2 separate regions of the Mus musculus genome follow, and region 1 is linked to region 2. The links are chromatin loops, found by intact Hi-C in ENCODE. Cell type or tissue: heart. All regions are shown on one strand. Each heading gives the region's core, and the rest is flanking DNA. Links, peaks and the distances in the headings are about the cores only. Region 1 overlaps Igf1r (insulin-like growth factor I receptor). Region 2 holds the start of Arrdc4 (arrestin domain containing 4).

Region 1 (8,331 bases), core at 84-8,083, 790 kb before region 2:
CAGTGTATGCGGGCAGGAGGAGGAGGAGGGGGTTTTGTTCTCGAGAAAAACAGTGTGGCATACTGGTGCTTTAGAGATGGTAGAGTAATTTGAACGCGATTAAAAGTTTAAATGCAGTCTCCGAGTAGGGGCTGGGGAAGTGAGGGCGTGCGGATGAGTAATGTTTGCAGAATGTATGCAGGTGGTGCCTATTAACTTCGAAAAATCACGACCTAGCCTTGAGTTGGGGTGGGGGGGGGGTGTGACACGATGGAGCCTGCTAGGGACCCTACCGCTGCCGTAGTTCACAAAGGCTGTTTCTATAAACAAACCCTTGAGCCTCTTTTAAGAAATATCTATGATGGAGTCCGAGTAGTTCTTAAAAGAACTATAGCTATAGTAAGACTAGAGAAAGACTCGCAGACTATGGCCGACCTCACAAATCTGGGCTCTCCTGCCCTTTGTTTTCCAAACTTTGAGCACACTGGATTGGGTGAAAGGCGGTTAGATGGTGTTTGGGGGCAGGGAAGATTTCTAGCCTTTAAGGACTAAATATGGTTTAGAAGACACTAGGAACGAGTCCATTTTCCTATGGCATCTTATTGTACTGTGTACATCTCTACTTTTGCTATTTAACAGCAGAAGTTCTGCAATGCAAAGAAGCAGTGGTGGCCTTGCCTTGCTTCTTGGGGCAGGATGCAGGCATCCGAAACAGGACGGAGCTGGGTCTTGCTGAAGGATATTCTTTGTCCAGAGCAGGGGCAGCAGGAGAAGGGTCTTTCATTGTGTTGTTTTTAATCCGGTGGGGACCAAACGCTTCCTGAGAGCCGCCTTTTATGATGGTCAATTTCCTAAAGTTTGATGGCCATCCTGAAAGCACTTGGGATCCTGGTTAGGGCCTGCTAAAGTTCTGTCTGGGTGTCTGCCCTTCCCTCTTTACAGCTGAAGGGTTAAGTTTTAGCCCCAAAGGTGCTAAACCACATAACTGAGGAGAAAGTCTCTGGGTGCCAGCAGAGGCAGTCTTCCAGCCATACAGGTATTAGGTTTAAGGAATGGTGATTCTTTGGAGTGCGACATCTGTGGATATGTTTTCATCTTTAACTTGGGACTGTGGAAGTTTCTTGAAGAAAGGCAGCCCTGCAGACATGTTTGTTTTGTAGCGGGAGAATGAGCAGACCTAGGAAAGGGAGCAGCCAGATAATGTAGGGCCGCTTTCTGTTTTGAAAATCAACATGCACTTGAGAGTTATTGTGGTTGTCTCCTAAAAAGGATTGAGTCATCTTTCTGCCGAGGGCACGGTAAAATCCTATTGTCAGAGGAAAGGAGGTATGTGCAATGTTGGTGTTTAAAGAAGTTAGTGCTTTATTACCTACCAGAAGGAGAGCCCAGAATAAGAACTTCAGAAAGAACCTAACTAGCAAATTATAGTTTAGGTTTTGATGCAGGGAAATAGCAAGTCAACTATACTTTGTGGAGGGCCAGACTGGTGCGGGTTCAGGGCTTGAAGTTTAAAAGGTCATATGTTTGAATTGTCAAAAGGATTAGAAAAGACCATCTCTGAAAGATCCAAGGGTTGAACATCCGGGCGCTTAAAATATTAAAAACAGAGAAAATAAGTTATAAACTGCCTAATCTTGTATGAACACTACATGAACTTACATGAAATGTTCAGCCAATCCATAGGGAGAGACAAATTGCTCACCAGATATTGGGGAGGACAAACTGGGAAGTGATTGTTAAGGGGTCCAGGATTTGGGGCAGGTGTGTGTGTGTGTGTGTGTGTGTGTGTGTGTGTGTGCGCGTGCGAGTGCGCGTGTGCGTGTGTGTGATGAAAGTGTTTTAGCTTCAGTTTGTGGTGATGGTTGTACAAATTCTCAATGTACTAAAAAAAAAAATTGAATTGTATGGTTGAAAACAGTGACCTGGGGGGGGGGTATGTGAGTAACATCTGAACCTGTTTTGTTTTTTTTTTTTAATTTTTTTTCAAAGATTGAGAAGAATGCATTGTGCTACCTTAAGCCTTAAAATCTGACTAAGATTATTCAGTAAACATAGGTGCAGGTTTGAGTTGGTCTCTCCCCCCCACCCCCAAATTCATGAGCTTTTAAGATCCATGAATTCCTGCAGTACAGCAGATTGGTAATTGAAGCTGTAACAGCGGGGATTGGATGCCAGGCAAGAAACAGACAAGTAGAGGGAAAGGAATCTTGCTCTTCCTTGGCTTGGTAAATGGAGGGATGGATGGAGTCAACCGGGACAGCACACCAGTGCTAATGAAGGTGTGAGCTCCATAGTGAAAGCCCTCAAACAGAACCTGAAGTGAACTTCTGCAGGGCTCAGGAGCCTAAGGCAAGGGGCGTGTTTCTATCTACAGCTTTCCAGTAGAGAAGTAGTATGATGTTAGCCACACGGAAGGAACTTCTTCCCTCCTGTAGTAGCCACAAGTGGTCCTGATGCAGAGGAAGGACCGCTTACTGTAGGGCAGTGCGCGTGCGACTTTCCTTTTCTTTTTCTTTTTCTTTTTTCTTTAATTTACAAGTTTTATTTCTTAAAATCTCCAGAATCTGAGAAGGTGCATCTTGGTTGGTTACAGTTGTTGTTTAGGAACCTGTAGCCTTAACAGTTTTGTTTTGTTTTTAATAAAAATAAATAAATAAAATTAATTTTAGGCACACAGTCAAGTGGTTTTGTTTTCAAACTGGCGTGCCTTTATCTAAATGTACTTTGCCTTTTCCGTAGGAACAGACCTAGACGGGAATGTTTGCATTGGGTTTTTGGTCTCTGTCTCCAGGTCATCTGTTGGTGATCTCTTGTTATGGTTGCAAGGTATAGATCAGTAATGAACATCAGTGAGATCATCTTCACTCCTTGTCCGTCTGTCTCCCTGTTCATCTGTATGTCTGTCTGTCCTTCCTTCCTCCCCCCCCCCCCCCCGGGAGCCCTGAGAGCACTTTAGTTTTCCTTTTAATGTGGTTTCATTTGGTTTGTCAGAATGCACTTCAAGTGACTGAGTCTAGCCAGCAGTTAGTGGGCCCTTACTGTGTGAAAGCTGAAGTGAATGCTAGGTGGCGCGATCACCAGGAGAGGAAGGACGGACTCCCCTTGCTGTTGCCTTTGGTTCCACTCTCCCTGTATTTGCAGGAGAGGCCCTTTACAAAAACTAACAATCTACTGTAGGCTTAGCTGGTCTGGTGTGTAGCCAGTGCTACACTGTTCTTACCCTCTCAGGCTCCCTCATATTGGAATTTCACCACAGACCATGGCCCACGGATACCTGTCCATCTAGTTGGGCGTCTTTGTAACACTGGTGTGACAGTCGTGGTTAACGCTGCCTGTGTAACGTCATGCTGGATGCACTCATAGACCTGTAAGCCTAGGCAGGGGGAAACGCCAGTTTGAGGGCAGCCTGTGCTAAGTAGTGACACCTTGTCTCCAAAATCAACCCCCCCCCCCCCAGGGATATTCATAAGTGTTGCCTGGCTTGGAAGGTGGGACCAGTTGCAGAGGTGTTTCCCATGTATACATTGCTTTCACAGTTTGGAGATAATCATTAGGAAGTGTTCAGAATTCCAAATCTTTTGTAATTTAAAAACGAATGGACTTTTTTTTTTTTAAGTATGGGGGAGGGGGTGTAAGAACGAGACAGAGAGGCAATTGTACCTTTAAAAGAATTTTTTTTTTTTTTTTTGAATCATAAAGCACACAAGACAGGTTTTTCTCTGGTTTGTGATTTTCTCCGATTTGTTTTCAAGACTCATTTAAAACTCAAACTCTAGTTCGTGGAAGAGGTATTTGTGCCCGGAGGCCAGCTTGCTTTGAACTGCTTTTCTTAGCCAGCGTGTGACAGGTGCTATCTGAGCACCAGAAATGAACGCCTTTCAGTAGTACTAAGTATGTAATACTTCCACACGTGCTGTGGCCACGGCGGCTCTTGGCTTCTCCGTCTGAGACGCCCGATGCACGTGAAAGACAGCAAACAGGCTGTACGGTGTGATGATGCACTCGGAGCTTCCTGTAAGTAGTGTTTGGCAGCAGGTCTGCAAGAGGAAGTTTCCAAGTTCCTTATAAAGACGTGTTATTTGGGACGGGCGCAGTCCTAGTGTTCGGTGACGCTGAGATCTGTGGACATTGGGGAGTGCGTGGCTGATGTCCAGGATTGGTAAAGATTAAAGATTAGAATGTGTACAGGTGCCTTGTCTCGATCCCCTCACCCCCTGGGTCTGACTTGTTCAGAGAAGAGGACATGGGCTTGTGAAAACAGTAAACAAAGGATCTTTAAAACGAGTTAGTTCGCTATCTCAGCAGATGTAGTTCCTTAGCATGATGAAGTCCGTTTCTTTTCTTAAATTGTTTGGAATCCTTTAACTGAAAGTACTAGCCTCCTTGATTTGGTGACTTTGGATTTCTGGAGATGGATGCCATGTGTTCTCACGCGTGCCAGTTTTCCTTACTCTTTATTACTGTGATGGGGTTTAGAGCCCTAAGGTTGCTATGTCCCTACTTGAGTGAGAATTCATCCACTTTCTTCCATAAATACCCTGGGTACTCACAAGGCTCCATTCTCTGGGTTAGAAACGCTGATACCATAATGAGTCTTACCACCAGTTTTTCAGAGTATGAATTGAGCCACAGAAATCACGGCTATGTTTGCATAAAGAACTAAGAAGCTAGTGAGCAAGGCTTTAATTTTTCTTTCTTTTGGGTCGCAAATTGTAAGGATTTATAAACTCACAGATTGCTATTCAGGCATTACTCGAACAGAACAAAAACTGGCGTCCTTTATGTTGAGTGATGAACAGTGGGACTGTGGTGACTTCCACAGATAACGACGCTGCTGTTTGGTTTTATATTTATCCTCAAGTTGGTTACTGCTGGTATGGGATGCGTCTTGAGGCTTAGGGAGTATCCCTCCTGTATTTTCTGGTAGGCTTGACACAATTTCTCATGGAGTATCTGGTGGCCTGCTAAAGAAGAAGAATGTGGCCATGTTGGAAGTGTGTATTGCAGAGAGAAGAATGTCTGTCCCAAATTGTTTACTTTGCAGTGGAATGTCAGAAACAACTTTGGAGAGACCCCGAGGTTGCTTTCTTGATTTTTGTTTTTTTCCTAGAGATGGTCTTGTGGTGTAGCCCACACTGGCCTTGGACTTGATCTACCCTTGCCTCAGAGTACAGGGATCACCCATAGGCCTGTACCACCGAAGTTGGCTAGGCACCTCTTGAAGCGTTTGTAGAAAGGAGTTTATCATTATTACAGAAAATTCCTCCTGGTAGTAGGAGCTGAAGGCTTCAAACTCTATCTTTTTACTTCACACCTCCCTGCAGGAGTTACATAAATGCCAGCTCCTCACAGTGGCACATGTGCATCCAGATGGGCATGTTTGTCCAGGTGTGCATGCGTGCACTCCTCCACCCACAGAGACTGAGTGACCGACTGAGGTGCATAGCTCCTGGGCTTCTGTGTACTTAAACTTGCCAGTTTCTTTTTAAACACGGCACTTCCTTTAAGCTGGCTTTGGAGTTGTCGTTTTTAAGATTAATCTTTATGTGGGTAACACATGTTTTATGGTATTGAAGCCTAAATTGTTTTACAGATCAGAACTTGAAAGTTCCTGAGGTATTTTGCTTATCTATAAGTTGATTATTGGGGGAGTGTGTCAGATCGAGTAAATGAGACACGTACCGTAAGGCACAGAAGCCTGATGATATTAGATAGCAGTGAGTTAGTGTACAGGTATTTTTCTCCCAATTTGAATTATTTTAGTAACCTTTGATAAGTAGCTGAAAGAAATAAGTAGCACCTGTGCAGATTTCAGGTAACAGCCGTCTGTCCGGTTGACTGGACATTTGACAAGACCATTCTGAGTCACTAGCCGTCCACTCTGTTTAGACAGTCAGTGAATTCTTCACCAGTTCATCATGCCTAGCTGTGTCTTACGGTGTTCATTCTCTCCGACAGTTCTCCCTGGGCATCACTGTACTGAGGGAACGCACAGGGACGCCCCGCCGATGGTTCTGGTGTCCACTTTGGGGCGTTACTGGCTTCGTGATGTCTGTTGAGCCACAATGTAGAAGAGCTGGATCCTAGAGACTTCCGTTGCTAAGAGCGGCCTTTCTTGGTTGGATGCTGTATTCTCCCCATTTCTTCTAGCACGCTCACCAGTGAGCTTTTCAGTCACCAAGATTGGCTGCGATGGAAGGTCTAGTTAACCTCAGCTCTGCTTCCTGCCCTTTTCTGAAGAGAGTGCTTAATTGAATGTTTCCTCTCAACTTCACTGAGTCACTTGAAATCATGCAGATTTGCCCCATCCTGGCTCCACCCCCATCCAGTCCAGACCTGCATCCCAACCCTTTGAGTAGACAGGGCATACTTACTGGCCTTTGAGATACTTCTAAGTGCCATAAAGATCCCTGGGCTTGCTTACCAAGCCTGCTTCCTCGCTGTGTACCGCAGGCGAGTCCCCAGTCTTAATGTGAAGTCCAAGGCCCCTCGTATTGGGCTGTAGTAGATCCTCATAAAGACCTCGCTGTCAGGATCCACATTGATCCCCAGAGTTCTGCATGAGTGGGCTCTGATGATCCCCCACTCCAGCTTTTGCCCTCTTTCTGTGACTTGGCATGAATTCCACCACAGTCTTCTGCCCCCCTCCCCGCAATGGACATTGGAAAGCCCCTCTGGAACAATGGAAGGTCACGTGGGCCTAGATTCCTCTGGGCCGTCCATCAGTTCTCTGATATAAAACATGCCACTTCTCTGAGTTTGAGCAAATAGGCGGAGACTCGGGATGACTGTGAAAGACGGTTCTCCTTGTCTCTGTAAACGGCAAAATAAAATTATCTTCTACTATATTTAGAAAAATTAAACTCAGGAAAATTTGGCGGAAATGTGGATTTTTAAGTTTCATTACTTTTTGAGTGTGTGTGGGGGGTGTCCAGTTTTGGATGTTGGTACTGTAAAGTTGGGCCGATAGGGTAGGCTTCCGGTCAACTCCTCCCAGGCCCCCCCAGCACTTTCTAGGGTTTTAATATGTGAGAGATGCCGCCCTTGATGTCCTACCCGCCGCCTTCTCCTTCACATGAGGCTGTTAGCGTTTCTCTAACTGCACAGCTCTAACTTTCCCCTCCCTCCCTTTGAGTTCAGGCACCACCAGGCCGCACACTGAGAAGTCTCCCTCGGGCTTTGTCCTTTCCCTGTCATGACTTACCGGGATGAGGAGTGGCGAGGGAGGCTGGTTTGAATGCCAGTTCTTCAGTAGCACAGTCAGATTAATTTTGTGCCTTTGTTTCCTCCTCTGTGAAATGGGGTGAAGGGCGATTGCCATCAAGCCTAAGAGACCAGTGTTTAATCCCTGGGACTCATGGTGGGAGGGAGAACCAACTCTCCAAGGTAGACTCCCCCCCCCCCCACGGGTACTCTGTGGCATGCCTCCCCACCCCCAACAAATAAATACGGGAAATCAAAGGTACAGGCCTGTAATCCCAGCATGTGGAAGGCAGAGGCAGAGACAGGTGAATCTCATTGAGTTTAAGACCAGCCTAGTCTACATATGTAGTGAGTTCTGGGCCAGCCAGTGCTACATAGTGAGACCTTGTCTCAAAAACAAAAACAAAAAACCACCAAAACAAAAACAAAAACGTTAACCCTTTCTGAGTTCCGTTATTTTATCCCCTCCCGCCATCCCCCCCCCCCCAAAGGGTAGCCAGCTCCACTCTGTTCACCTTCCATTTTACAGTTGTTTGTCATAGTTTCTTCCTCAATCCTTTCTCTCGTTAGTTTCTGCCAGGGTCTTAGAACGGGTCCTATCTGCACTTTGTCCGCCTCACCGATGCGAAGTCGCCATCTAGCGGCCACATAGGGAGTTCAGCCATCTCCCTGGCTGAAGTAGGTGTTGTCCAGAGGAGGAAGAAAGCCAATCCCCTTAAAGTTCCTCAGCCTTTCCCTGCTGATGGTGACTGAGAAATGGTTGCAAGAAAATGTGGGTACACCAGGCTTCTTTAGAGATCGCCGGGCTGTGGTTTAGGATACAGCTTGTTTAACTGTTCAGAGAGCGGCTCAGAGAAGCAACTGTATTCCGAAGTGAGGTACCCTTCCTGTAAAACCCAGAGGGTCTTACAGTCCTAAGAGTACCCTACCCCCAGGCCATGAGACCTTTACGTGTGTGCAGTTTTAAAATATTTCTTATGAGAGATTAATAAACAATACTGCTAGGACCAACAAGATGGCTCGGCCAGTGAAGGAGCTTGCTGCCAAGTCTGCCTCTGAGTTCAGTTCCTGGGACTCAGCACAGTAGGAGAATAGAACTGACTCCTGCACGTTGTCCTGTGGCCTCCATATGTGTGTCGTGACACTTGC
Region 2 (8,331 bases), core at 275-8,274:
GAGGTAATCCGATGAGAAAAGATGGCAGACAACTTGATCCGGAATTTGTCTTGCTACCTGAATTTGTTTCTACTTTATGTGGTCAAAACCATTAACAAGATGGGTTTCTTTGGTTGACTTATCAACAACGCAGTATTTCAGTCCTGTGCCTTTAGAGAATAAGAATGCATCACTGACTCAACGAGTCTCCTAAACCTTTCTCTCTACTTTTCACATTAAGGAGAAACAAGGAACTCGGGTCCACTTTGTAAAGAAAGACATCACAGGCTGGTGACCTGAAGGCAACGTGAACAATAACTAGTCAGAAGAACACAGGTTCAGATTACATGGTGTGATGCAGTGTGCATCCCAGAGGCTCCCTACGTGCAGGAGTGGACGGCCACACAAGCCTCAGGAGGGTCTCAGCAGAGCTAGAGGCCTGGAGTCAAGGGACACTTCTGTACCTTATCGCTTCCAAGGGGCTCATTAGGCCCGCAGAGCTGAGATAGAGTGTGATCGCCATGTGACACATGACAAAGTGCACACAAATGTTTAGCAGTGTGGATTTACTGGACTTAAATGGCAAGCTCGGGTGATAATGAGGATGAATACTTCGGTCCTCAAAAGAACAATTGGAGGAAAGGGGAATGGATATCTGCATCAAGTAAAGACTACAGAGTCCTGAAGTCCTGAGACTTCATGGTGGGCCTGGGAGCTGAGGACCAGAATACAGATGAGCGGGTAGAGTTTGGATGAAGGGAACGGGCATGTAGAGTTGCTAGCATACTAAAAAGTGATCAAGAGAGATGAAGAGCCCCTCAAGAAGCAAGCCAACCCAGGCCTTACAGGACTTCAAATGAGAAAACCAATTTGAGGAAACGGACAAACGCTGTAATACCGAGTAAAAAGGTTTCTTTCTCTTTTTAATTTTTATGTTTAATTAGAAACATTCAGAAGATGTAAGGTGTGGCCATTTCTGCTTCTGTTTTATGGCTCTCACTGTTTCCACCTGTCCACTGAGGGCTACAATGTTAAAGGAAGCTGCTTTATCCACCAAAGCCCTTCCAACCAGAGCTTTTCATGAAACCTTTTCATGAGCCCTGGGATCTAGAAACATTGTAGAGGGGACGAGAGGGGCTGTGTAAGGTCACACTCTGGTGGGTGCCTATGAACTGAAGCTAATTCTCTGCTTTGGTCCCTGGGACTTTCTTATATCCTTGGCTATGAGCCTAGCCTTTAATGGCTGAGCCATCTCTTCGGCCGAGGTGTCTAGGTCTTTCTATCACGATCTTTTTTCATAAGGACTTGAAGTGGTTCAGGCACAATGATAGTAAGTGGCTCAATAAGAATAATAATTTTAAAGAATATTCTGGGAAGATTTTTAAAACATAGATCCAACAGTTTAAAATAGATCCTAGGGGTCAACAGTTATTTAAAAAAAAAAAAGATCACCCTAGGTCATTGAATGATAACTAGTTTATGAAGTTAATGACCCTGAGAATCTGTGTCAAGTTGCTAAGTTCTTCCAAGTTGTAAGTATGTGGGGGAAATGTTCCCCCACTCCTTAAATAAAAGCTGACTTTAAGCAAACTATAACCATTGCTAACACATTCTAGGAAAACTGGCAGCTGTCTAGATGTAGCTGTTTCATTAGAACAAAGCAACAAGATCTTACTTGTGAGTCAAAACCTATTTGTTAGCCCAGATGTTACCAAAGCAGCGTTCAGTTCTCATCCTTACAGGCGCAGGGGCCGAATCTTAAACAGAAACCTGGTTACCTCTCGCTGCCACGGCCTTCCCTCCAGTCAGCCACCTTTAACATCCTTGTTGGTTATTAATCACTGGGAGAAAAGACTCCTGGAATCCACAGTGAGGAAAGGACATTAAAGCAGGTAGAGCTCTCACCTGCCACACCCCATTATCCAAAATACAGCTCTCGTTAGGCACATATTTGAGGATTTATCTGGACACCATTGTACTTCTCCACAGGAGGATACGATGCACTAGGTAGTAAGCTTAAGGCATTTGATAGGTCCAAGATGATGAGGCAGACAGATAGAAGTTTACAATAGTTTCCACTGAGAGAAGACTGACTCACGGTTACTAGCATTTTCATGATGAAATGCAATCACATGAACCCAACATACATATGCATGGGCACTTCTGGAAAAGTCAGAAATGGCCCAGATGGCAGGCATTGTCTGCAAAGGCCTTTCTGAATGGGGAGAGGTAAGAGGAAGGGGAGCTACAGCAATGGATGGCTCTTAGTGAGATTCATGTTCCCCAGTGAGGAGACACTTCTCTCGAACTACCCAAGTACCACTTCCCTTTTCCCAAGATTTAGTTTTCTGTAAATCATCATGAACCCGGGAGTGTCTAGGGCCAGGACAGGCAGGAGCAGCAGGCCATCAAACTCTGGGCACCACATAACAGAATGTCACCAATTCCACCTTCCATGCCTCCAGGTGAGGAAGGACCTAGAACCCAGACAGTCAGATGGCGGGTTTCCATGGCAACGATTCTGTAATAGGTTACTAGAAGATCGCAGGAAGCTAAGTTCAAAGGTACACACCAACACAAAAGGGTCTGGCCTCCTCCTAGAAGCCAGGTAGGGGCACAGGCTTGGCCTCCTGCCCTTCCCCCGTGACAGCAGATGACTCCCCTTCCAGAAGCTTCCCTCAGTGCCACCCAGCACCCAGGGACGCGCCCCTTCCCGCCCCCCTCCCTGGGGATCTCCAAGCTCACCAGCTGGGGCCTCCAGCAGACTCAACCGCAGGTTCAAGTATTCCACTTCTGAGGAGGCTGCGGGAGAGCCCCCACCGATGCAGACCCTGGCCCCAGCGCTCGGGCCCCAGGCAGAGGTGGCACGGCCCTGGGCCTCCAGGCGCAGTCCGCGCAGGGCCACCGGCTCTGCCGCCTCCAGCAGCACGTGCCCGGCCACTGTCTCGCCGCTTGAGTAGCAGCCCTTGCTCTCATCTTCGAACACTAGCCCCAAGCTCTTGACACGGCCCCGAGGACCATCGGCTCCCGCCTCGCCTCCCATTCCGCCAGGCGATGCGGCTCTGCCACCAAGATCCGCAGTGGCCCCAGGTCGGGGTAGCCGGCTCCGCGACGCTGCTGTCACGGGCGCCGGCCGCACACCCAGGGCCACTACGGCCACAGCGCCCAGCCGGGTGAAACACCCGCACTGGGGCCCTGTCTCTTTAACACACCCCACTGGGACTGGAAAGGGGCTGACACGGCCCGCCTACAGAGCACTGCCATTGGCCAGTCGCGAAACCTGCTTCTTTCCCATTGGCTGTACATGGCCACTTAGTCATTTCATTGGCGCCCCCACACCAGGCTGAGCAGGACGGTGGTGCGTGATCAGGAGGGCTTCACCAATCGGGAGACACCATAGTGCACGTGCACAGGACCTTTATTGGTGGGAGCAAGGCACAGTCCTGGGCCACAGACCAATAGTGAGGCAGTGCGCCCATGTGGACAGAGGATGGGAAACAATATCTGTTAGGGAGGGGGCGGTTCCCGGCTCACCGGCGCATTGGTGTCAGCGTTGCTATGGTTATAGTGGGGGCGGGCTTTCCAGCTCAGAGAGGCTAGAGTAGTTTGTACTAGAACATGAACTTGTGGCTGCAGCAGGCCCAGTTTAAGATTACTTCTGCAGAGTGCCCAGCAAAAGGTTTCTTGGAAAATGGAACTCAGGAGTCTCGCTTTATGCTGGCTGCCTTGGAACTTTAAAGCAGATATCAGAATCTGCTAACTTTCATGATTCTGAGCCACACCTCTTTGGGTCTCAGACAGAATTCCTGTACTAGCTGAGAGCCAATGTCTTGGAAGAATGCTGTGATTCTTAGTGCTTTTGTCCTGAGAAGTTCTGTTCCTGGTTGCTGAAGTCCAGCCAGACTCCGTCTCTGGTTCTTCTGCCTCTAAATAAGGTCGTGGTTTTAAAACAGCACCTGCCACTTATTGGTGCTGATGCAAACAGAAGGACTCCATTATTGACTGAATAATACTCTATTTGGTCGTTATATACATGCATAAGTTGTAAAGTGTGCAAATATTATGTCTGGAAAAAAAGATCGATACTTGACACACAAGTGCCCCACCCAAAAGGATTTCGTAACCCCGGGATCATAGTCCTAGAACATGCCCAGCTGTCTCCGTGACTTGTTCCCCAAACCCACAGCTCTTCTTGCTGGTTTCTTTTTAATTCACACCGTTCTAGATAGCCTTTTGGTATCTAGAATATTTAAATATGTGTAATTATTTGTCTATCAATTTGTAATCCTTTATTTCCCCTCGTTAAAATTCTAAGTGCGTAAGCTGTTATCAAGGTTTGATAATTGAAAATTGAAACTGAAGGATATTTTCTTTCCAAGGCTCTGAAAGTATAGGTTGTTTTACTGCACTCTTTTGAGTTTAGATGATCAACACGGGCATTTTTATTGTTATCTATCTATTTATTCATTTGTATAATATTTCTATTCTTGAAGAAGTCCATGCATGCATGCAGTATATTTGCTCATATTCTACCCCCATTCCTCCCCTAACTCCTTCCAAACGCATACTTACCTCCATATTCTAACTTCACGTCCTCTTTTCAAAATTGTTGATTTAATTTAAAGTGTGGTTTGCTGTCATAGAGCTCACTGGTGCTCTATCTGTGCTGCTCATACATTTGAGCAGAGGCCATCCACTGCAGCATGGTTGACCTGCCAGGAGTCACACCCTCAAAGAACACTGTAACTTTAGTAAGGCTTTAGGGTGTCCAAAGATTCTTTAACACTTCTCAAAGAAAGTAAAAAGAGCCATAAATCCAGCCCTGGGGGTCCCGAAATACTACCCTTGGGTTCCTGATCACAGTGTCTATAATGGTCCCTGCTTCCTTTCCTTCACAGCACAGCTTGATCTTAAACATGTACTTGCACGGTGTTTATTGCCCCCACTGAGGACAAAGACTTTGCTCTCATGCATTGTTTTTTAACCTTTTGTATCTAACACAGAAGCAAGCAATACTCAATCAATGTGTGTTAACAAACACTGAATGATGGATCACAACCACCGGTTTTGAGACAGATGAATAGTGCTGGACCTCTTACTGATCTTCCACTGGCTCCAGGGAGAGATGTTCTCCTCAAAATTAAGTGTCTAGGAAAGAGGTGAAAGTTCACTGACATGCACAGACTGGCACCAGGACAGAACTGTAGACATGGCATCCCATGCTACCAGAGACCAAGATTTTGGTTTTTTGCTTGTTTGTTTTTTGCTTGTTTGTTTTACTAGGTTTGGAGATCCAACCTAAGATTTTTTGCAAAGCAGGCAAGCTCTCTCTCTCACTAAGCCACATCTCCAACCTTTAGGTTTTAGAGACAGGGTTTACACTAAGTAAATATGGGTAGTTCAGGTGTCCAGACCCCCTCTCTCTCCTAAGTGCTAGCATTTATAAGCACGAGTCATTGTGCCAGCAATGATTGTGCCAGTAATGATTTTAGACTATAGGCACCTGGATGTGTGAGCAAGAGCAGTTTAGCAAATGTAGTTCTTGGGGCTGGTGAGATGACTCAGCAGGTAAAGGCACTTGCCATAAAGCTGGACCATCTGGACTTTGAGGCCCAGGACCTACAGGTGAGAGGGAAAGAACTACTCCTGCGAGCTGTCCTCTGTCCTCCACATGCATAGCATGGCATGAACATGTTCATACATAGACACACACTCTTGCTCTCTCTCTCTCTCACACACATGCATATGTATACACACATATAAAACGTTATGTCAAGTTTAGTGTAATGTATACACACACACATAACACAGAAATACACACATAAAACTTTATGATGTGTGTTTGCATGTGTATGTGCTTATGTGTGTATGTCACTTATATTTCTGTTTAGAAGTGTCAGGACTAATCATTTGCTCTTTTATTGATAAGATTATATTGTTTTGGTGTTCTGCTGTTTGAATTATTTTTTCATTAATTAATTCACTTTCCATCCTGATCATAGGACCACTCCATCCTCTCCTCCATGCCCTACTCTTACAAATTCTTTCCACTATTACCCCCTCCCCTTCTCCTCTTTGGGCCCACCCTACATTGGGACATCAAGTTACAGCAGGACCCTCCTCTCCCACTAAGGCCCAACTGGTCAATCTGGCTAGGGGACAGGGATCAAATATCAGGCAACAGGGTCAGAGACCCCTGCTCCAATAGTTAGAGGACCCACATGAAGACCAAGCTGCACATCTACATCAATGTATAGGGAGTCTAAATCCAGTCCCTGCATGCTCTTTGGTTGGTGGCTCAGTCTCTGTGAATCCCCATGGCCCTGGGTTAGTTGATTCTGTAGGTCTTCTTGTGGTGTTCTTAATCCTTCTTGCTTGTCACTTCTATCTTCCACTCTTCCACAAGACTCCCCTAGCTCTGCCTGATATTTGGTTGTAGGTCTCTGCATCTGTTTCCATAAGCTGCTGGATGAAGCCTCTCAGGAGACAGTTATACAAGGCACCTGTCTGAAAGCATAGCAGAGTAACATTAATGGTGTCAGGGGCTGGCTTTCTCACATGGGATGGTCTCAAGTTGGGTCAGGTATTGGCTGGCTGTTCCCTCAATCTGTGCTCCATCTTTATCCTTGCATATCTTGTAATCAGGACAAATTTTAGTTAGAAGGTTTTGTGGGTGCTTTGATGCCCTTCTCCTTTCACTGGAAGTCCTGCCTGGCCACAGGAGGTGGACACTTCAGTCTTCATATCCTCTGCTGGTAGGAATCTCAGTTATGATCACCACCATTGATTCCTGGTGGTCCTCCTCATCCCATGTCTCCAGCTACTTTGAAAGATGCCCCCACTGATTTCCATTCACACCCCCAGTCCTCTCCAGTCATCACCTCTGCCCACACCTGATCCCCAACCCTGTTCCCTCCTTACCCCCTCTCCCACTCAGTTCCTTTCCTCTGTCCATCTCTGATGTCTATTTTATGCCCACCTTTGAGTAAGAGTCGCACATCATTCCTTTCCTTAGGCCCTCCTTATTTCTTAGTTTCTTTGGGTCTTGGATTGCAGCATGGTTATTTTGTACTTGATGGCTAATGCCAACTTATAAGTTAGTACCTGCCGTGTATGTCTTTATGAGTTTGTGTTACCTCACTGTATTAGTCAGGGTTCTCTAGAGTCACAGAACTTATGGATAGTCTCTAGATAATAAAGGAATTTATTGATGACTTACAGTCGGCAGCCCAATTCCCAACAATTGTTCAGTCGCAGCTGTGAATGGAAGTCCAAGGATCTAGCAGTTACTCAGTCTCACGCAGCAAGCAGGCGAAGGAGCAAGAGCTCGAGCTAGACTCCCTTCTTCCAATGTCCTTATATTGTCTCCAGCAAAAGGTGTAGCCCAGATTAAAGGTGTGTTCCACCACACCTTTAATCCCAGATGAAAGGCATAGCCCAGATTAAAGGTGTGTTCCTTAACTCGGAGATTCAATCTTCTGGAATCCATAGCCACTATGGCTCAAGATCTTCAAACCAAGATCCAGATAAGGATCTCCAAGCCTCCAGATAAGGGTCACTGGTGAGCCTTCCAATTCCGGATTGTAGTTCATTCCAAATATTGTCAAGTTGACAACCAGGAATAGCCACTACACTCACACAGGATGACATTCCATCCATTTGCCTACAAATTTCATGATGCCTTTGTTTTTCATAGCTGAGTAGTATTCCATTGTGTAGGTGTACCACATTTTCTATATCCATTCTTCAGTTGAAGGGTGTCTATGTTGTTTCCAGTTTCTGGTTATGAATAAAGCTTCTATGAATGGAGTCAAGCAAATGTCCGTGTGGTATAGTGGGACATCCTTTGGGTATATGCTCAGGAACATATAGCTGAATCTTGTGTGTGTGTATTCCCAATTTTCTGAGAAACCGCCAGATTGATTTCCAGAGTGGTTGAACTTGTTTGTACTCCCTCCAGCAATGGAAGAGTGTTCCCGTTGTTTCTCATCCTTGCCAGCATGTGCTGTCACTCGAGTTTTTGATCTTAGCTATTCTGACTGTAGTAAGATAGAATCTCAGAGTGATTTGGATTTAATGCAGCCTAGCTCACAAAGACCGCTGTGTAGAAGGTTTTTATTAGCATGCAATGCCCATGCTAATCATTTTTTTTTGAGTGGTCAGAATTCTTTTTAGAAAGGTGTTGCTCAGCTCTGTATCTTGAAGTGTTTCTGATTCATGCATGTTTTCTTCTAGTAGCATCAAAGTTTCAGGTTTGTATTGAAATCTTTGATCTGTTTTGTGTTAAATGTCTCTTCCTCTTCTAGGATAGTGTTTTGTTCAAAATTGTTCCTCCGTGTTTTAGTACTTTAT

Evidence for each region. Peaks named below come from ENCODE experiments on the same cell type or tissue, not always from the same donor. Only the 100,000 strongest peaks of a DNase experiment are listed, where the experiment ranks them.
Region 1: it touches region 2 in a loop (10-fold over the local background); 1 of 42 quality-filtered maps calls a loop at or near these places.

The regions. Positions count from the first base shown.
Region 1 is chr7:67,954,258-67,962,588 of GRCm38, forward strand. The region is part of intron 1 of Igf1r (insulin-like growth factor I receptor); the gene reads left to right. Among named protein-coding and RNA genes, the nearest start is that of Igf1r, 6.2 kb to the left of the region's middle. In heart, for the core only: a CTCF peak has its summit at 7,827 (motif pointing left); DNase peaks (open chromatin) are centred at 4,004 and 7,814; H3K4me3 peaks cover 1,795 bases; H3K27ac peaks cover 4,295 bases.
Region 2 is chr7:68,746,045-68,754,375 of GRCm38, forward strand. It overlaps Arrdc4 (arrestin domain containing 4), which reads right to left and starts at 3,194. Exons shown (of 8, transcript NM_001042592.2): 1 at 2,725-3,194. The coding sequence starts at 3,022. In heart, for the core only: no CTCF peak of the experiment used is centred there; DNase peaks (open chromatin) are centred at 2,597 and 3,357; H3K4me3 peaks cover 2,336 bases; H3K27ac peaks cover 1,708 bases.